2 separate regions of the Homo sapiens genome follow, and region 1 is linked to region 2. A link is a loop called in an ENCODE intact Hi-C map of the cell type or tissue named here. Cell type or tissue: CD4-positive, alpha-beta T cell. All regions are shown on one strand.

What was found. Hi-C counts contacts between places; a loop is a spot of excess contacts. Peaks named below come from ENCODE experiments on the same cell type or tissue, not always from the same donor. Only the 100,000 strongest peaks of a DNase experiment are listed, where the experiment ranks them.
Region 1: a loop joins it to region 2, with 27 times the contacts of the local background. A loop is called at or near these places in 3 of 110 quality-filtered maps.

The regions. Positions count from the first base shown.
Region 1 is chr12:121,619,240-121,621,739 of GRCh38, forward strand. No RefSeq gene overlaps it. Among named protein-coding and RNA genes, the nearest start is that of KDM2B, 39 kb to the left of the region's middle. RefSeq lists an enhancer at 1,125-1,419. In CD4-positive, alpha-beta T cell, no CTCF peak of the experiment used is centred here; a DNase peak (open chromatin) is centred at 1,234.
Region 2 is chr12:121,772,259-121,774,758 of GRCh38, forward strand. TMEM120B (transmembrane protein 120B) reads left to right here. Exons shown (of 12, transcript NM_001080825.2): 9 at 1,163-1,255; 10 at 2,400-2,464. Among named protein-coding and RNA genes, the nearest start is that of RHOF, 20 kb to the right of the region's middle. RefSeq lists a silencer at 1,024-1,073. In CD4-positive, alpha-beta T cell, CTCF peaks have their summits at 1,160 (motif pointing left) and 1,360; a DNase peak (open chromatin) is centred at 1,143.

The DNA of each region.
Region 1 (2,500 bases), 150 kb before region 2:
ACCATGCCTGGCCTAAAACTTTTAAAAGAAAACACAGGTGAATATCTTCGTGACCTTGTGGTTGGCAAAGATTTCTTTTTTTCTTTTTTTTTTTTTTTAAATAGAGTCTTACTCTATGGCCCAGGCTGGAGTGTAATGGTGTGATCTCAGCTCACTGCAACCTCCGCCTCTTGGGTTCAAGTGATTCTTGTGCCTCAGCCTCTTGAATAGCTGGGATTACAGGCATGTGCCACCATGCCCGGATAATTTTTGTATTTTTAGTAGAGATGCAGTTTCACCATGCTGGCCAGGCTGGTCTCGAACTCCTGACCTCAGGTGATCCGTCCACCTCAGCCTCCCAAAATGCTGGGATTACAGGCATGAGTCACCGCGTCGTCAGCAAAGATTTCTTATCCAGGCCAGAAAAAGTTCTCACTTTTAAAGGCATGGGCACAAACTCAGACCCAACAAAGACTTCTGACCAGTGAGGGGGTAGGAGTGGAGGGAGGAAGAATGAGCACTATAAGCCCAGAAACTGGAGAGCAAGGAGACAGAGTTCACACTCCCCTGGCATAGTCTAAGCTCCAGAGTCAGAGAACCATTCTGAGACCAACACCAGGGCTCACCAACCCGACCCCATTCTGCATTTTGTAACCAGCCCCCTGACAGTGTCTCACTTGGTTTCCAGCCTCCTTCACCCCAATTCTTTGACCATGAAAACCTTCAAGATCACTCACAAAAGCTGCCTCCCAGATGTCTTGTGGAGCTGGCACCAGGGCTGGCTGGCAGAGGGATTTCATGCATTCTGAGTCAGGACACAAGGAAGGACTGACAGGGAAGCTGCCCCCAGCTCCATACAAGGACAACTTTTGAAGTATCAGACAACCAATCAGACATGCTCAGCTTCTAGAAGGAGTGAGCTTCCCATCGCCAGGGGTATGAAAACATTGTTCTAGCCGGGCTTGGTGGTGCATGCCTGTGGAGCCCAGGAGTCCGAATGCAGCCTGGGTAACACAATGAGACCCCTGTCTCCCCACCACCAAAAAAAAAAAAAAAACTGTGGGGAAAAGTTAGTAACCATGGACCCCTCTAGGATCCTGGGGCAGGAGGCAGGGATGGTCCAGACACCCCACCCAAGTTTTTATTACTTGTGATCTGTGCAGATGGGGAAATTCAAACCACACAGAATATTAGGAGAGGGGTGAGGAGCGTGACATAGTAGCTGGGGAAAGGAAACCCTCACCACCCCAAAGCCCCCTCTGAGTCACCACTCCCAGATCCTTTTGTTCCTCTAAAATCAGCAAATCTCTCCTCCCAGCTTCCGGCCTCTTCCCCCTCCAGACCTCAGGCCCTCTTAGCTGCTAAATGTTGTGTGTTCCTAGTCCTGAACTGGGGGTTTCTGGGAACCAAGGACATTGCATTGTTTTGTTCATTGAACCTGTTTCCATTGGCAGTAGCCAGTGGGAGGCCCTGGGGTGATAGCGACGTGATTGATTGATTGATTGATTTTGAGAGACTGAGTCTCCCTCTGTCGCCCAGGCTGGAGTTCAGTGGCAGGATCTCGGCTCACTGCAACTTTCGCCTCCTGGATTCAAGCAATTCTTCTGCCTCAGCCTCCGGAGTAGCTGGGATTACAGGCCTGGCCACCACACCCAACTAATTTTTTCTTTTTTGAGATGGAGTCTAGCTCTGTCACCCAGGCTGGAGTGCAGTGGTGTGATCTCGGCTCATTGCAACCTCTGCCTCCCGGGTTCAAGCAATTTTCCTGCCTCAGCCTCCCAAGTAGCTGGGACTACAGGTGTGTGCCCCCACGCTCGACTAATTTTTGTATTTTTAGTAGAGACGGGGTTTCACCATGTTGGCCAGACTGGTCTCAAACTCCAGACCTCGTGATCTGCCCGCCTTGGACTCCTAAAGTGCTGGGATTACAGGTGTGAGCCACCGCGCCCGGCTAATTTTTTCTTATTTTGACACAGGGTCTTACTCTGTCGCCCAGGCTACAGTGCAGTGGCGTGATCTCTGCTCACTCCAACCTCTGCCTGCCGGGTTCAAGCACTTCTTCTGCCTCAGCCTCCCAAGTAGCTGGGATTATAGGCATGCACCACCAAGCCCGGCTAATTTTTGTATTTTTAGAAGAGATGGGCTTTTACCATGTTGACCAGGCTGGTCTTGAACTCCTGACCTCAGGTGATCCACCTGCCTCAGCCTCCGAAAGGGCTGGAATTACAGGCGTGAGTCACCGTGCCCGGCCTAATTTTTGTATTTTTAATGGAGACGGAGTTTCGCCATGTTGGCCAGGCTGGTCTCAAACTCCTGACCTTAAGTGATCTACCGCCTCGGCCTCCCAAAGTGTTGGAATTATAAGCATGAGCCACCACACCTGGCCCATGATTCATTTATTTATTTAGTTGTTTTTTCTTTGAGACAGGATCTCGCTTTATTGCCTAGGTTGGAGGACAGTGGTGTGATCACCGCAGCTTCATTCCAAGAAGCTGGGAGTACAGGCTCACGCCACCACATC
Region 2 (2,500 bases):
GCTGGGACTACAGGTGCGCACCACCACGCCCAGCTAATTTTTTTTATTTTTAATAAAGATGAGATTTCACCATGTTGGTCAGGGTGGTCTGGAACTCCTGACCTCAGGTGGTCCACCCACCTCTGCCACCCAAAGTGTTGGGATTACAGGCATGAGCCACCACGCCGTACCGTTTCTTTCTTTTTTTTTTTTTTTGAGATGGAGTTTCTGTCTGTCACCCAGGCTGGAGTGCGGTGTTGTGATCTCGGCTCACTGCAACCTCCACCTCCCGGTTCAAGCGATTCTCCTGCCAAGTAGCTGGGATTACAGGTGCCTGCCACCATGCCTGGTTACTTTTTGTATTTTGGTAGAGATGAGATTTCACCAGTTGGCCAGGCTGGTCTTGAACTCCTGGCCTCAAGGGATCTGCCTGCCTTGGCTTCCCAAAGTGTTGGGATTACAGGCATGAGCCATCACGCCTGGCTGTATTGACTTTTCAGATACTACAACCTACATTTTAAGTTAAAACCTGCTTGCAAACAAATACAAATGTATAAAGCCAAGAATGGAAATTGTATATCAGCCCACCCTAGAGGTGACGTTAGTTAAGATCTATGTCCTCTCAAAAGTTTTTATTCATAAATAGGTATATACATGTGTGTATTACATTATGTATCTTTTACAAGTATGGGACCTTTCTGTACATAGAGCTTTACTATTATAACCTGCCTTTTGAATTTTTAACAGTTTATCATGGCTATTTTTCATGTCATTACCACCTCATTTTTAGCAACAACGAAGTATCCCATTGGATGGAACTCTGTCTTGTGTCTTAGCATTGCACAGAGCTCCCAACATAGCACTGGCATAGCTTGCATTCCAGCAAGCATCTATTGAGTGTCTACTGCATGGAAAATTCCAGAAGTTTCAAATCTAGTTGGGGCTTAGATGGGTCCTCACATACCTGTGTTCTCTCTGTGTTCTGGATAAGGGCTAAAGCAGGTTCAGACCAGAGTGTGTGTGTCTGTTTGTGGTGTGTGGGCGTGGGAGAGGGTTGTAACCAGGGCACCCTTTCTGCTTCTGCCCAGTAAAGACCCATCAGCCTGTGCTTGGGGCAGAGAGGTGTGGCCCTGTCTTCCGGGGACACCAGGCCCTGAGCCCAGGTGCTGTGCTCCCCCTGCAGGCTGCGTCCAGTTCCTGCAATATTATTACCAGAGGGGCTGCCTCTACCGGCTGCGGGCCCTGGGGGAGAGGAACCACCTGGATCTCACAGTGGGTGAGTAGCTGGGCCTGGGTTGGAGCCGGGGCAGGTACTGGACCTGCCAGCTCCCCACACCGGGAGTGCAGCCCTGCGAGCACCTCCCATACAGCGGAGCCAGGCCGCTGCCCTTTATCCGAAGCGCCTTCCAGAATTCATCCTGGATTCTGTTTCAGCTGCCAAGTGCCAGGCCAGCTGCATACCAGGCCCCGAGGGCAGGGCCTCTGTCTCAGCCTCTGGAAGTGTCTATTTTTTTGTGTGTGTTCTAGAATACACACACACAAATTAGCCATTTGTGTGTAACATGTCTACATACCAACACGTATAAGTATATAAATGCATGTACACGGGGGAGACATGCCTCACTCTGAAGCCATAGGAGTGCCAGCCAGAAAAGTGAGGAGACACCTCATTGAGAATTTCAGGGGAAACTGTTTTTAATACAACTCTGCTATCTTTTTTTTTTTTTTTTTTTTTTTTGAGACGGAGTCTCACTCTTGCCCAGGCTGCATTGCAGTGGCACGATCTCTATTCACTGCAACCTCCGCCTCCCGGGTTCAAGTGATTCTCCCGCCTCAGCCTCCTGAGTAGCTGGGATTACAGGCATGTGCCACCACGCCCGGCTAATTTTTGTATTTTTAGTAGAAATGGGGTTTCACCTTGTTGGCCAGGCTGGTCTCAAACTGCTGGCCTCAAGTGATCTGCCCACCTTGGCCTCCCAACGTGCTGGGATTATAGGCGTGGGCCACTGCACCTGGCCAACTCTGCTGTCTTTTGACATAGTCATTTCCATCAAATTACTCTCCTAAGTAGGTCCTCCTGTCTCAAGACTCGATAGAACTAATGCATGTGAAAATTCATTATAAAATGCAAAACCCTGTGCAGATTAAAGAAATTAGTAACAACATAGCGCCCAGTGTCTGTGTGTTGTCACCTGGCTCTTGGTGGCTTGAAGAGAGAGAGCAGTCAGGCCAGGTGACAGGGTTGCTATTGTCATAGTGAATGCCCACCCAGCTATGACAGGTGAGGGCTGACCCCCCGCATGTGTGACTGTCCCTGGCTCATCTTAGGGTGACTGGTGTGGCTGGGGGTGGGCGTCTGGTGGAGCTGTGGGGGCAGCGGACCCCCTCAGCGGGTCCTTTTTCTTCCCTCCTCTCCACAGAAGGGTTCCAGTCCTGGATGTGGCGGGGCCTCACCTTTCTCCTGCCCTTCCTCTTCTGTGGCCATGTGAGTCCCCCTGGAGTTTGTGGGTATCTCCTGTCT